Regions from separate parts of the Mus musculus genome. Here region 2 is linked to region 1. A link is a loop called in an ENCODE intact Hi-C map of the cell type or tissue named here. Cell type or tissue: heart. All regions are shown on one strand.

Region 1 (8,000 bases):
AGAGTAGCAATTGCGCAAAGGCCAGTCTGAGGGGGTAGTATGAAGGTCACAGGGTTCCTGCTCAGCTAGGGCTTAGCTGGTTGTTTCCTGGAGAGCAGCTGGGGGTCCTCCATTGCCTCACAGGCGCATGGACCTGCTTCTGGAGATACGATTGCTGGATTCTTCTCAGGTGGGGACACTGTGTGAGCTGTCAAGTCTCAACCCTGATGTGATGGATCCAGGAGTCTACATGCGTGACCTTAGTGACCACAGGAGTGGATAAAATGACAGGATCCTTATTGGCGCTTAGGGAAGGTGTCTCTTTGATTGTTTTGTTACAAGAACTACATCCCCAGGTGGGGTGGGGTGGCGAGGGAAGTCTCCACAGTCCTCATTTCTAGGTCTCATTTAAGTTCTGAGAGGACATGCTGGAACTTGGCTGATGGGTGATCTATGTTACCAGCTAGTTAGTTTCAAGATCATGTAACAAACCCCTTGAGAGGAAAGTCTCCCAGAGATTGCTTCACAGGGGGAGTTTTGGAGGACGAAGGACTAGACAAGAAGATTCAGTCAGTATAGTTATAGAGTTAGATAAGGGTCCCCCGGCCCCGCCCACCCCGGAGGGAGGGGAGCCAAACCACAGACAGCTGTAAGGTAGCAAGATCTAGGTAACAATTGTGGGCCAGTTTTAGCTGGTCTTGATGGTAAGTGAAAGGACTCTGGCTGACGTGAGAGTGGCCAGCATGACAGGAGTGGAGGGTGTGTTTAGCACAGCTCTGGTGGGCCTTGCCCTTCCCCCATCCCCTCTGTCTTGCTAACAAACCATTAGATTACATCCTTAAAGCTACCCACAAGGTCTATTCCCTTTTTTTAGCCACTTCCTCCTCCTGAAGCTGACTACCAAGGTCCAGCTATCAAAGTGTTGAAGTCCAGCAATCAAAAGCTCTCTTTAAGGGCTGGAGAGATGGCTCAGTGGTCAAGAGCTCTGACTGCTCTCTTCCAGAGGTCCAGAGTTCAAATCCCAGCAACCATATGGTGGCTCACAACCATCTGCAAAGGGGTCTGATGCCCTCTTCTGGTGTGTGTCTGAAGAGAGCAATCATATACGTAAAATAAATAAATACATAAATCTTTTTTTTTTTTTTTTTTGAGACATGGTTTCTCTGTATAGCCCTGGCTGTCCTGGAACTCACTTTGTAGACCAGGCTGGCCTCGAACTCAGAAATCTGCCTACCTCTGCCTCCAGAGTGCTGGGATTAAAAACATGTGCCACCATGCTGGCTCATAAATCATTTTTAAAAAGCTCCTTTGGCTCACTTAATTCATATGTCCAATTAAAATTAAACACCTCATCCTAACACTGTCTTTCCCCTTTGCCTTTATAAACCGCCATTTTCCTATGGTCCACATCTGTCTCCTCTCTATCCAGAGGCTGTCCTTTGTCTCGCTCCAGGACAAACAGTTCTGTCCCCTCTCCCTCTTTCCCTTCCCCTTCTTCCTCATCCTCTATCTCCTGCCTTTGTCCCTTCTCCCCTGTCCTTTGTCCCTCTGAAGTAAATAAGTCTTCGTTGTGTTGAGAACTTGGTCTTGGGCATCCTGAGCTGATACTTTTCCTAACAGTGAGGAAAGTTGACCACAGGGAACCTCAGACCATTTCTCTCTGTTTTGCAGAATCGATCCAGCTGAGGGGCAGTATTACAATTGAGGCTTCTCTGGAGGCAGGCTTTTCCCCCCGTCACCCATGGGGTATTGCGATTATGCCTCCTGACAAAAGAAAATCCGGGGTTTTGTTTGAGTGTCTGTCTTAGTTACGGTTTACTGCTGTGAACAGATGCCATGACCAAGGCAACTCTTATAAGGACGGCATTTAATTGGGGCTGGCTTACAGGTTCAGAGGTTCAGCCCATTATCATCAATGTGGGAACATGGCAGCATCTAGGCAGGCATGGTGCAGGAGGAGCTGAGAGTTCTACATCTTCATCTGAAGGCTGCTAGGGAAATACTGGCTTCCAGGCAGCTAGGGTGAGGGTCTTAAAGCTCACATCCACAGTGACACACCTACTCCAACTAGGCCACACCTCCTAATAGTGCCACTCCCTGGGCCAAGCATATACAAACCATCACAGTATCTGAAGGACCAAGTCTTCCCAGTGTTTGAGAAGGCAGGTGATTTGCAACTTCAGCAACCAGAAGAGGGAAGACAGAGAAAGCCTACCCCACCCCTAGTCCACACCTCCCCATGGCTCAGCTCCTGCCATCTCCTGGTTCCTCCTTTAGTCTTTCTTATGGCCATGACACCCTTCTGTGTTCTGTAGCTGTGCTTGCATCAAAGATATTTTTGATGTAGTCATTCTTCAACACACTTGCTTTGCTATGTGAGGTTTATAAAGGCTTATCTGTCACAGAGTGGGTGACTCCTCAATGAGGAGCATCCTAAAGCCATCAATGGCAGAACTGTGATTGGGAGGGGAAAATGGCCACGGTCCCAAGGACCATTAAGATAGAAGAGTCCATGGCTCAAGAAGTAGACATTCCAAGGGCACTATTGGATACCTGCACAGCAATATCCACTGACTTCCAAAGGTCCCTGTCCATAAAGACTAGGCCAGAGGCAGTTAAGGGGATATGCTAACTGGTTTTGTGTGTCAACTTGATACAACCTAGAGTTTGCACAGAGAAAGGATCTTCAGTTGAGGAAATACCTCCATGAGCTCAAGCTGTAAGGCATGTTCTCAATGAATGATCAAGGCAGGCAGGGGAGGGCCCATCCCTGGGCTGGTGGTCCTGGGTTCTAGAAGAATGCAAGCTGAGCAAGCCATGAGGAGCAAGCAAGCCAGTAAGCAGCACCCCTCCATGGCCTCTGCATCAGCTCCTGCCTCCAGGTTTCTGCCCTGCTTGAGTTCCTGTCCTGACTTCCTTTGGTGATGAGCAGCAATGTGGAAGTGTATGCTGAACAAACCCTTTCCTCCTGAACCTGCTTTTTTTGGTGATGTTGTTTTGTCACAGCAACAAAACCCTGAGACTGGGATGATGTTTGAGGTGGGAAAAGAAGCATCAGACAATGACCAGTAAAGATTCCCACTTCCCTTTCTGCACAGCTTTAAAGTAACTATGGGAGAACACTGCGGACTCACTCCCACTGAATGTACTGCCTGTTAAATGAGTTCACTAACCATAAAAGGACTGATGTCTGCCACTTTCTGCTCAGAGACTTCCTTTACTCACTCCCTATCTCCACATAGAGGCCAAACGCAGGCAGGAAAGAGAAGTGTGCCTCGGGACCAAAGAGGACTGCATCACTAGTCCATTTTAAAAGCTGTCGCACGTAAAAACATGGTACAAGTAGCTGGTTTTGCATGGCTTCAGTTGCAAGCCCAACACCATGGAAGTGCAGGAGGCACAGTCAATGGGCGCAGGCATGGGGGAGGTGTGACCTTCCCCGTGGGCCTTTCCCAGGAGCATAGTCCAGCAGGTACAGGGGAAAGAACAGCCAGCAATGGCAAGCAGAGAATCCGCTATTTGCCACCGTTCCTCCTCAAGATGTTTGGTTCGTTGGGTTCTAATCCCAGGGTTAGGTTTGGTTAGGAGTGACAATACCATTCCCCGGTTCTGCATGGAATAAGTTCAAGGAGGAAGCTTCTCCTAGGAGGGCAAGTGCACTGTTCCCTGCTCCTGGAGGGGGCGGGGCTGACTGTTCCCTGCTCCTGGAGGAGGCGGGGCTGACTGAGGCTTCCGGAAGTGCTCCTTGTGGTCGGAGAGGGGACCGGCAGATGGGCATGCTCCCTTCTGAGTGCTGCTTTGAGATGTTCAGTCGGGTATCCCAACCTTGAGTAAGGTTCTTCTCAAAGCCCAGAGGAGCTGTACCTGGGGATGCTGGTGCGCCTGTAGGGGAGCCACGAGCTTGCTGCATGGGACAGACAGAGAAACCAACATCCGGGAAAGACAGACGGTGGCGGTGGTGCAAGATGTCGAGAAAGTAAAAGTAATTTCCTCATTGGCACAGCAAACAGCTCCGAGGGGGATGGGAGTCTCCGGAGGTGTCTGGCCTTTCATGGAGCCTTGGGGTCCTCACCTTTGTTGGGATTCAGACCCGGGACAAACAGCTGAGGTGAATATTTAACATACCAAAGTAGACTTGGCTTCCAGGTTCTCCCAGCATTCCTCAGTCCCTCCCTAGCAGACCCTGAACTTTTCAGCCACAGAACTGTGTGAGGCAGCTCTATTTTGGACCAAGAAAGACTCTCCTTCTCTACAGATGAGTTGGAGATGCACACTTTGTAGAAAAGCCTTGAAGACACTAAAATAGGGGGAAGGCATGGGCACTGGCAGTTTTTCGGTGACCTTCCAGTGGAACACTACACAGCCTTGCAAATTTATTTTAAAAAGACCTATGGCAGGTGGATAAAATAATAGCCATAGCAGGCAGTGGTGGTGCACACCTTTAATCCCAGCACTTGGGAGGCAGAGGCAGGTGGATCTCTGAGTTTGAGGCCAGCCTGGTCTACAGAGTGAGTTCCAGGACAGCCAGGACTACACAGAGAAACCCTGTCTGAAAAAGCAAAAACAAAAAAAGAAAAAAAAAAAAGATAGTCATGAGCTACTAAAGTAGCCACCCAGGTATAGTCTCTTCATCACAGGCCTCTGCTCCCTGAAGCTTGCCCACGGCTGTTACAGACCACAGGCTAATAATGGGCTCCTCACAGCACGGCCTTGCCCAGAATCTCACAGAGAGGGACGGTGTGCCAAGGACCTTAAACTACTGACTACTGACACTCCGAGAGCAGACACTTGGGCACAGGCTTCTGAGCTGACCTCCCCTAGACACATCCCAGGCTGCACCAGTGCAGCAGCAAGCATGCCCGGGACTGTTTTCAATCCAGGAGCAACAGTTTTATGTACACCAAGTGACAACCCAAGGTCCAGCAGAACAGAATCCCAGAGGGCAGGATGACCTGAGAAGAAAAGCTTCCCTGAGCTGACAGGATTTTAATGCCCCATTTCATGGCTATATAAGGAAGCCATGGGTCCTTCTTCTCAAGCTGTCAGTGTACGGCAGTGCAGTAGAGTTTCCTCAACAAAACAGAATTAAACTTCTCTGTCCTCTCTGAACACTGTGACTGAGTCCCTCTACTTTGGCAAGGCAATGTTGCCCTGGCCTGCCTCGAAAGATCATGCTGGAGACTGCTGGCCATTTGACAGTAATGACAGTAATGACAGTAAGGAGCTAACGCCTGCAAAGCTCGCCCAAGAAAACTGGCCTAGAGCCAACCTTACAGGCCTGTAACCTGTGCCCTAGTTCCAAAGGCAGGTCACTAATCTTGTTTAGGCTAACAAAGGCACTTCCTCTTAGACAAGGAACGTCAGCCATAGGGACATTCAAGTAGGAAGGAATTCTCTTAAATACATAGACAGGACAGGCGAATGCAACATTTCTTAGGTTTGCTTCCTAGTCAAAAAAAAAAAAAAAAAAAAAAGAACTTTTAAAGCTACGTTCTATTGCACCAGTAGCTACTTAGCACTGCACAATTCTAGACTGAAAAGGAAGCCTTTAGGGTCACCTAACATCAAACCACACCTACCCAGATACACAGGCCGACCATACGGAGAACCGCCATTTTATTACCTCCAATAATCTACGAGACTTTGATTGTGTCAGGACTTCTGACTTTGAAAGAGGTTTAAAAAAAAGTACTGGGCAAGATTTCAGCGAACAAAGTGTGCATCCCTTCTCGATGATGCTATTCTGTATATCCTACAAGTTGCTTTTGTGCCCTACCTTTATTTATTTATGCAATTTATTTTTGTCTTTGAGCTGTTTTACAATCCTGTAACTTGTAGCAAACTGATGAGAGACAGAAACTGTTATTGCCCAGAGATAAGGAAATGAATTCTGGTTGAGACATTAATAGCCTTGACCTCCTTAAGAAGGACAGTCTTACATCAGTTGCTTCCGTGTCAGCTCTTGAATTCTTCTTTGAGCCTCCCATGGAGGCTCTGTGCTAAAATATTGAACCCAGAGCCTTGTAAATATTTAATGCTTCAAGTTCTTACAACATAGTCCAAGGCTTAGCCTCCAACTCTCCATGTAGTCTAGACAGCTCTCCCCCTGCCTCATTCTCGTGGGTACTGCCATGTCCAACACTGTAAATCATCTTTAAACTTCCTGTTCCTTAGTTATTAAATGAGTTAAAGTTGGGAATGGCGGCTCATGACCCTGATCCCAGCACTCGGGAGGCTGATGTAAGAGGATTGCTATGAGTCTGAGGTCAGCCTGGTCTACGTAGTGAATTACAGGCCAGCCTGGGCTACAGAGACCCTGTCTTAAATAAATAAATGCAAACAGCAAGACATGATTTTACATCCTGTCTCAAGTATACAGCTTGTATTTTATGTGTGTGTGTGTGTGTGTGTGTGTGTGTTGCTCAAAGTCTTTGAGTTCTCTTTAGATGTGTTGTTATAATGATCTAGGATAATGTTTCTCTAAACTATCCCTCCTTTCCCTACCGTGAATTTGAGAAAACTTTATTTTCCTCGTAAGGTTCTAAAGAACACCTTTCTGGTACCATTTGTGCTGTCCATGGTGGCCATTGTTTTTATGCCAATACCAGTTTGGTTTTAGTGCTTGTACCTTTAAGATGAATTGATAATTCGGTCATTTTGATATTATATTAAATCTAGCAAGCAGATTACAATTCAACTTGAATTAGTCTAGAATTTAAAGTAACCCGGGGTTTTGTTTTGTTTTTTTAAAAAGGTCCAGCTATTTGGGCCCCATTCATCCTCTCCAGACAATGCAAGTGGAGCATCTAAACAGGGGGCAGCAGACAGGGCCGAGGTGCAGTTTCCAAAGCCCAGTTTATTCTCCAGGGGTGGGTGGGACAGAGCATCCCTAGCCCAAGGATATGTTACACACACACACACACACACACACACACACACACACACACACACAGAGTGACAGTGGGCAGGAGTCAGAGATACCAGATTGGCTCACAGTCTATCCATGTGTAAATTTTTCCCTGCTTGGCTTGACATTTTTCATTACTCACACCTTTGCCCTTGTGACTTTGACCAATTAAGATGTTTATGGGGCGTGGTAGTGGTGGCGGTTTATGGGGTGTGGTGGCACAGGCCATTAATCCCGGCACTCAGGAGGCAGAGGCAGGTAAATCTTTGTGAGTTCCAGGGCAGCCTGGTCTAAACAGTGAATTCTAGGACAGCCACAGACATTGTCCCAAAGACACAAGCACACAGAGACAACAAAGAAGGGTAATGGTATCAGCTTTATTCCTACGGAAGCTCGGTTCAGGCACACAGCCTGGACACCCATGGTCCTACTTCTATCTAGAGATCTGCATGTACCATTGTGGCTCTGTAGGGTGGACTGTTGTTATCAGCAGGCCTGGGAGACATGGCCAGCCTCACACCTAGTCCAGGCTATCCTTGCAGTAACTATTCACAGAAAGAATTTGTGCATCTGACCCTGGCCTCTTTGCTTGCCCGACAAAACCTTAGGGTGTCAAGAGCGGATTATGGAAAGAAATGGCAAACTCAAAGGCTGGGAGATGTCTCCTCAAAGGTTCTTCAAGAATCACGAGTGTCAGGAGGATTCCCTATTCTCTGGTTGCTAAAATGTGTCCTACTGCAACAGGGCAGAGGGTGGATACACTGTGTACAACCTACTGTGATTCTGAGGAATGGACAAATGTATTCCAGATCAAATGATAACATTAAAGACAAACAAACAAAATAACCTAGGCAGGATATTTCTGTGTAGTCCAGGCTGGTCCACTTTGCATTCTCTTGTTTCAGCCTCCCATGATACTGGATGACAGGCAAGTACCACCAGGCTCAGCTAAAGTCTGGCTTCTTGAAGATAAACGTCCATGAGCTAGAATAGCTGCACGTGGACAAGGTTTCCCCCACCACTCTTTTTTTTTTTTTAAAGATTTATTTGTTTTTACTTATATGAGTACACTGTAGCTGTCTTCAGACACACCAGAAGAGTGCATGGGACCCCA
Region 2 (8,000 bases), 76 kb after region 1:
CAAACAACCCTTTTCCAAGCCTGTCCTTGGCAGTGATCTTGGATGGCAATGTCCCAAATAGCCCTGACTTGTTCAAAGAGTCTCCCAGATGGTTCTCATTGCACAACTGTGGATGGAGACAGTGAGGCCTCAACCTGTCCCCTGAGTTGCCCACGGTTTTAGGCAACCTCTCTGGAAGTGAGTCTCTCCAACCCCACTCCCCATTGCCACACGGGCTTCTATGAATCTAAACTCCTCTGCCATTTAGGAGTAGCTGGAAACCCATGATTGGCAGAAAACCAGTAACCAAGCCATCAAATTGTACAGATGAGAGTGAATACCTTACATCAACCGCCATCTTAATGAAATCTCTGGAATAACTTAATAACCACCATGGGTGTTGTTCTCATTTGATAAATGAAATTCTGAAGCTCAGAGACATTCAACAATTTGCTGCAAGTTCCCAAGGCCATTAAGTCGCAGCCTGGTATGCAGATCTGAGCTAACGGCGAGGCCTTACCATCTCTGCTCCACCACCTGGTGTGGCACCCAGAGTGGGGGAAAAAAACTGTATAAAAAGGAAGGTGGTCACTAAGCACTTGTAAGAACCAGAAAAATAGCACCCTGACCAGGTTGTCACAAAATACAAGATTTCAGTAGGCATTCTACTCTGGAAGCCACATAGCCACTGGGGCAGAAAAATACCTGGGACCAAGGGGAATTTGCAGTGTGTCCTGGGAGAAAGACAATGTCACTTGGGAGAGAGAGAAAGAGGTGAGGATTCGCCATAAATGAGAAAAGAATCCGGGCTATTTCTAAGCAAGTGGGAACTCAGTGCGGAGTGAGGACCTTACAAAACATGGACTGTTTTAAAATCAGGATACAATGTTAAACTTGTGGAAGTGCCCAGGCTGAGCTACAGGAGCCGCGTTTAGCCTAGAAGAGAAAGACTGAGCGGCTATGACACCACCTAAGCTGACTCCCTGGCACGCTTGCATCTGCCTCCCACATCCGTAGACACTTCAAGGGACTTCCCAGCCCATAGCTCCTGATTCTCAACAATCCACCTGATGGGTTTGCACATTTGGGGACGCAGACAAAAGGACAAACAAGGGACATTTTCAATGCCCTACCATTGCTCAAAAGGAGAGGCCATGGTAAGCGAGAAAAGCAGAGCAGACAGACTGCAGTGTTTCAACCGTGAGGGAAGAGGACCAATCATGGAACAGAGAAAAGAGTTGCCCCTCAGAAAGGGGTTGGGCGAGCTACCTTGCCAAGGTCACAATCCAGCAAGAATTTATTAAGCAATTCCCATATCCCTGGCATTAGAGGACCAAAAAAAAAAAAAAAAAAAAATAGTGGACATGGTAGCAGATGCCAGGCCTCTTAAGTCCGCTGCTTTCTCAGTGTAACCCTCAGTCCATGAAACAAGGTAAAAAATGTTCAGAAGCAGCAAAAAACTTTAAAGACTGGAAAGTACCTTTCAATCTACTTAACGTATCTGCTGGATTACAGGCAGCCCAGGGTGCAGTAAGCACTATTTCTTCTGAAAATCTCCCCCTAATTACTCCCATAGACAATTATTTCTCCTCATTAAGAAAGGAAGACACGCCACCCCTCACACAACCTCTCCTAATGGGTCGCCTATCACAAGGATCCTCCAGGTTCACATGACTCTGTCTCATGTCTTCCCAACCTGAACACCTGGCATTTCTGTTTGCGTTCATCCATAGTCTGTTTCCTGTTGAAATGGACATTACACAGGAGCCGGAACTTGATCTGATTAGTTGCTGCCTGCTACACAGCATCCCTAATTATTCAACACCTGTTCTTTAAAAAAAAAAAAAAAATCCCTATTAAGATCAAAACCGCAATCAAACTAGGCCGCATTTCCGTTGCTTTCAGCCACTCACTGAGAACTAAGTAACCCAACAGCAGAGTCATTTAAGTCATTTTAAGACAGAGGTTAGGCGGCCATACCAGACCCGTGCAGTGGCGGGACTTGCCAGTTTCCTATAGGGTGAGTTATTTGACAATGAGGCCAGCCAGCTCAGGTTTTATTTCCGTTGTCCTTCTGACGTCAGAAAAAGCACGAGTTGCAGCACTGTTTCTTGTATCAAGGTGACAAATTACAGCCTTGCTAGACCCGCGTTTTGCAAACCATACAATTACCGCCCCCCCCCCACACACACACACTCCATTGTATTCTTTTTAAGTTACAAAAAACAAAAAACCGCGGAGGTGTTAAATCTTGCAAACGCGTACCGTTTTCTAGCAGTGGGTCCTTTCCTCTCTTCCACGTACGACACCGTCTAAACGTCTGAGACAAGTACGCGATCCCCAAGCCAGTGTGCTTCCCACCGATGGAACAGGCTGGTGAGAACCCGGGTCCACGCCGCAGAGCGAGACACAAAGGGCTGGAGTAAGCGCCACCTTCCTCGGCCCGAGGCAGCTTGTGAAAGGCAGTTCGCGGCGTGACGCGCTTACCGCGAAATTCCTTTTGCCGCCATATGCACTCGAGTCTAGTGCGAGCACAGTTGGGCCGAAACCCAGCGGCGGGCGATGCACCGGGATCCGCGCGCTGTTCGCGAGGGTGCGGAGCAGTCCCGCACCCGGAGCCGGGCTGTCGCGGGGGTTGGGAGAGATGAAGACGGGCTACAAGAGATCTCCGCGCGTTTTCCTCCTCGCGTGGAGCGGACCAGTTTATAAGCGTTTTGCCGCAACGTTTGGGGCCAGGTGCGGGGGAGGGGAGACCAGGGCGCAAGGGTCCTGCGCAAGCAGTGGCCTTTTGTTCTCCCGCCCCACCGGACCAGGCTCTAGAGGAAGTAGCCTATCACTGGCTCTTCATTCGGGAGAGAGCCTCCAGAGAGGGAGAGGAAAGTGAGTCACTGCCAGCATCATCCCACTAACCGGAACGGAGACAGGGGCCGAGCCCGTGGAGGTGCAGCCAACGTGCACCTGTTTACCGCGCTGGGGAGCCGGTCTCCGAGGCTCCGCTGCCGGCCAGTCCCAAGATGCAGACTGATTCACTCCTCGGTGTACCTTATGCCCCTTACATCGCATGCTTGGTTCCTAATTCGCGAAAGTGACACCAGATCTGGTGGCACACTCCATCACCATAAAACCAGGTCTACAAAGTAAGGTACTGTACGCCACGGCGGTATCTGGAGTCCCTGCGTTCAGGGAAGGGCACCGGACTCCTGCCTTCTAGAAAGGCGCCGCGACGCTCTGCCCGTGTCCACGAGACATGGAGGCTGTCTGAGTTACCTCCTTCCCTTCCTGTTCAAACTCCCCTTCCCTCCAAGTCGCCGCTCCCTCTGCCCTCCAAAAGCACCTTACCTCGAGAAATAAAGGGAAAGGCGCCACCAAAGTGTCCGCCCTTCCAGGCCGTCCCCGGCAGTTAGATGTCCTTTTTTGTGTCAAGGACTAGCTAGGGAAAGGTGGCCCCAGGTCTGTAAGACTGGGCGGGGAGGATCCGCGTGGCGGGTTTCGGAGGAAGGTAAAAGGCCGGGTTACCGGCGACCTTCAGGAAGAGTGGCGTGGCCACAGCTCTCCTCCTCCTCCTCCTTTTCCACCACCACCTCCTCCTCCTCCTCCTCCTCCTCCTCCTCCTCCTCCTCCTCCTCCTCCTCCTCCTCCTCCTCCTCCCAGGGCTGGTTGCATCAGTTTCCCCCCACCCACACTCTGCCCGCCAGCACTTACATTCACACGCCCGGCGCGGAGGGGCTCCAACCTGACTCATTGGCTCCTGCGAGGCGCGTCGCCCTTTCTCTTCGGCAGTTTGGGGACGGGAGCGCGGCCTTTCAGACCATCATCCCTCCATGCCCGCGCGCCGGCGGAGTTGAGCTGTGTGCGGTAGAGCAGTGCGGGTCACATGCCGCTGGTCGCCGCGCCTTCTTGCTCCTCTTCCCCCCTGGGCTACCAGACCGCAAGGCGACCGCGGCTGGCGGACACCGAGCATCCAGGAAGGGCAGTGCGAGCGGATGCGCGAACAACGCGCTGGTGGTACCCGAGCATACGGAGGCTGCGGGCCTCCCGGCACCTGCCTGCGCCCTCCCGGGGCCTCAGCTGGGGCCACAGCTGCCGCACCCGCACCCTCGGGGTTGGAGGTGGAGCGGCTCACTCGCCCAGGCGGTGGCAGGGGGCCGTCTCTTGGGGTACGCCAGGGCCTCACCGAACGGAGTTGCATTGTGGGAAGGGAGCAGCGTGAGGGTAGCCCCGCGACCCAGGGGCGGTGGTGGACTACGGGACGCGCGGGGACACCTTTGGAAACCTGGACACCTACAGTCCCGCCCCCCCCCCCCCCAGAGCAGCTCTGGGGACCCCTTGGGACTCAGAGTGTGACAATAACCCAAGGGGTCTGCACCAATAGCCCTGCTGCCCCGGCCACGTGACTCTACCCTTGCTGGGCCTGGAAAAAGGAACAGGCTGAAAGCCATATCCGCCTCGGGTTACTTCTCCTGCCCCACTCTTTGTCTGAAGTGCAGCCCCTTAACTGACTGGCTGGCACAGTCGCTTCTCCTTAAAATGGCGACAGGAAATCCCACCTACACACCAGCCAATGAGACCACCACCACCACGGAGTCTGCCGCGTGGAAGCCTGAGTCCCTCTCATCCGGATGGCTCCTGTTTTGGGTCCGGCCGGAGATTCATCAGCCTGACCACTAATAAATTTTAACCAAGAGGATTTTATTCAGACACTGACGCCGAGATGGAATTCCGAATGTAGCACCCAGACACCTCAGCCAAGGGTTTACAAAGGCAAAGAATACAAAGCTTCAATCTGTTCTCTTGCAAGCTTGTTTACAGAAGCAGAACCAGCAGTTAAAAAAAAAACCATAATAATAATAATAATAAAGATTAACCCCTAGTAGCGCTTAACATTTGGAGGTCGAAATTTGCTTTAAGCACAGAGATTTTTAAACATAAAGTTAGCCATCAACATGTTAGCCATCACTGTTCCATCAAAACAAGAAATGGCGGTTGAATCATGATTCAAAAATGACTCTACCTGGAGCCTTTCAAGAGGCTGAGTAATGAATGCTGTTTTGCGGTGCTTACAGATTTTCAGTCTCCTCTGGGAAAGTGGGGGGCCAACCAAGATTTAAGCTTTTTAGTGGCTGGTATTCTTGCTCCCTTCCAATGGCCGTAAATGGTCGTGGTGAGTTAAACACTGGCTTCCAAAGAAACAAGTGGGAGGTGTGTTCTTGAACATGCCTGGAAACCGGAAGGTCACTGCAATCAGAAGGGCAGTTTCTTCCTCAAACACAGCATCTCCCCCCACCCCCCACCCCATTTTTTTTTTGTCCTGTTGCTCCTTCTTTGTGTGAAAAACTTATGTATTATAGTAACACTCTAAGTTTACACCGAAAGTCCATTCTTTTTACCTTTCTTCCTAGAGGAAGTCAAAATTTACGATTTTGTTACGATTATGACTGAATAAGTTACCCTGAATAGGTATATGGGCCAGTAGCAGACTCAATTAACCTGGACTAACCCCCCCCCGCCCCCGCCCCCGCCCCCGCCCATACACCTGCTGATATGAGGTCCCCAACACATATATATATAGCAGAGGACTGCCCGGTCTGGGTTCAGCCAGAGAAGATGCACCTAACCCTCAAGGGACTGGAGGGCCCAGGAGTTTAGAGGTCTGGTTGGGTGGGGGTTGGGTTCTAGGGACATCCTCGTGGAGGGGGGGTAAGGGGGGCGGTATGGGATGTGAAACTGTTGGAGGGAGAGTGGACTGAGAGGGGAATGGGGTCTGGAGTGTAAGTAAATAAATAAATAAATAAATGAAGTATTTTTAAAACTATGTTTAAAAAAAAAAGCCTGTTGAAGGTTGTGCGTCTTTTAAAAAAAGATGTACACTCATGGGTGTTGCAGAGAACATGATCCCAAGCCTTTTAGCTCAGGATGTTACTTAACTTGCCAGCTCCTGTACACAGAACGACTAGTTACTCAGGGCTGTTCGAGCTGAATGAAATAGGAACCCAGCTCGTCCTACTCACTAGCTTCTCGGCTACACGCTTTCTATGCTTCTCGGCTACGCACTCTCGCTGTTTTCACATTTAATCCTCTTCACTTTAGTTGGGTATTAACTGTCCTTTCTGAAACGAGAAAGCAGATCCACAGAGGAGGGAACATTGACCGTATCGGCAGAGGAGGGGACGGATTCCCACTCGAGTCTGATTTAAAAGTCCATGGGCAGTCTTTAGAAGCACAGACCACCCCAGACATGGGTTCTCCACCCCTTCCCAGGGATTTTTAGTTGACATTTGCCACCGAGGGGACAAATGCATCCGTGGCCCTCCGCTTCATAGAAAGACTGTTAGAGAGACATCCTGAGAGTATGGCAGAGGCAGGGTTTAAGAAGTGCCTGGTAGCTCCCTTCTGAAGTCCTTCCAGTAGGTCAGCCGTAAACCCAACCTCGGTAGTCTTCTTGGGATCTTTAGATGATGCCATGAAGATGTTTCCTCACTCACCGAGCGCTCACTAAGAGACCAGCGGAGGGCTAAGCATTTACTCTCCAGAACATTCTAAACAGGGCATGCCACCCTCATCCCTGATTGAAGGGTTAAAGGCTTTACCCCCAAACCGGACAGCTGTAATCTTAAATCTGAAACCCAGAGACAGTTCTCCATGTCTAAAGCTGAGAACTTCCTGGATTCTGTGAGACCCTTGTTTAGCTGGGAAATAGGAAGGGTCCAGGCCATTACATTTGAGATAGGAGCCTCTGTTTCCAGTCTTTCTCAGTTTGCCCTGTGTTAGACTTATGGGCACCACAGGCATTGCTGTCGGGTTGTGACTTATTTACCCACCACTTGCAAGTGAGCATACTGACCAGAATGGTACTAAAGTAGTCAGGATAAAATGGCAGACTTTACCAAGCTGTCCTAAGGGACAGAAAATAGAATTTGAAAAGACAAATTCAACTTCATAGGGAAACAAAAAGAACAACAAAACCAGGATAACCAAAACTATCCCGAATAATACAAGAACTGCTGGTGGTATCACCATCCCTGATTTTAAGTTGTATTATGGCGCTGTAGTAATAAAAACAGCATGGTTTTGGCGTAAAAACAGACACGTCAATAAACTGAATGGAAGGCCTAGACATATTTCCACACACCTATAGACACCTGATTTTTAACAAAGAAGCCAAAAATACACACTGGAAACACACACAGCATCTACAACAAATGGTAGGGGTCAAACTGGAGGATGGCAAATAGAACATATATAGAAGAATGTAAATAGATCCACACTTACCACCTCACGCAACAGCCATTGCCAAATAGGTCAAGAACTTTCCCCTAAGGCCACATACACAGGGTCTGACAGGAGAGAACATGGAGAATAGTGTTGAACTCACTGGCCCACGGAAAGACGTTCTGATCAAGACGCTGGTAGCTCGGGCCCTAAGGACAATTAATACACGGGACCTTATGAAAACCAAAAGCTCTGTAAGGCAAAGGATGCTGTCATTTGGATAAAGAGGTTATAAAATGGGAAATGATCAGCCAGACGTGGTGGCGCATGCCTTTAATCCCAGCAGAGGCAGGTGGATTTCTGAGTTTGAGGCCATCCTGGTCTACAAAGTGAGTTCCAGGACAGCCAGGGCTATACAGAGAAACCCTGTCTCGAAAAACAAACAAAATAAAAATAAAATAAAATAAAGAAAAACAAACAAACAAAAAAAGAAAAAAAAACAAAAAAAGGGAAATGATCTTTATCAAGTACACATGCAAGAGAGAGTTAATATGTAACTTATATAGAGAACTAAAAACAAAACAAAACAGGAAAAAAAAAACAACCTAGGCATCAAGAAGACAAATAACCCAATTAAATATGGAGTACAAAAGTAAACAGAGAAGTTTTCAAAACAAAACCCAAAACACAGATGGCCGAGTACCACTCAAAGAAATGTTCACCATTCTTAGCTATCAAGGAAATGCAAATTGATGCGACTTCTGATCTGCTCATGATAGCCCAGGTGTCCACAACAGGTGAATGAAGAATAA

The links. Hi-C counts contacts between places; a loop is a spot of excess contacts. Peaks named below come from ENCODE experiments on the same cell type or tissue, not always from the same donor. Only the 100,000 strongest peaks of a DNase experiment are listed, where the experiment ranks them.
Region 2: a loop joins it to region 1, with 2.1 times the contacts of the local background. A loop is called at or near these places in 3 of 42 quality-filtered maps.

The regions. Positions count from the first base shown.
Region 1 is chr15:96,563,245-96,571,244 of GRCm38, forward strand. No RefSeq gene overlaps it. Among named protein-coding and RNA genes, the nearest start is that of Gm32457, 15 kb to the right of the region's middle. In heart, a CTCF peak has its summit at 3,742; DNase peaks (open chromatin) are centred at 3,847 and 5,227; H3K4me3 peaks cover 1,095 bases; H3K27ac peaks cover 1,273 bases.
Region 2 is chr15:96,638,810-96,646,809 of GRCm38, forward strand. Slc38a1 (solute carrier family 38, member 1) reads right to left here and starts at 4,104. Exons shown (of 16, transcript NM_001166458.1): 1 at 3,682-4,104. In heart, no CTCF peak of the experiment used is centred here; DNase peaks (open chromatin) are centred at 2,432, 2,902, 4,052 and 4,462; H3K4me3 peaks cover 4,853 bases; H3K27ac peaks cover 4,453 bases.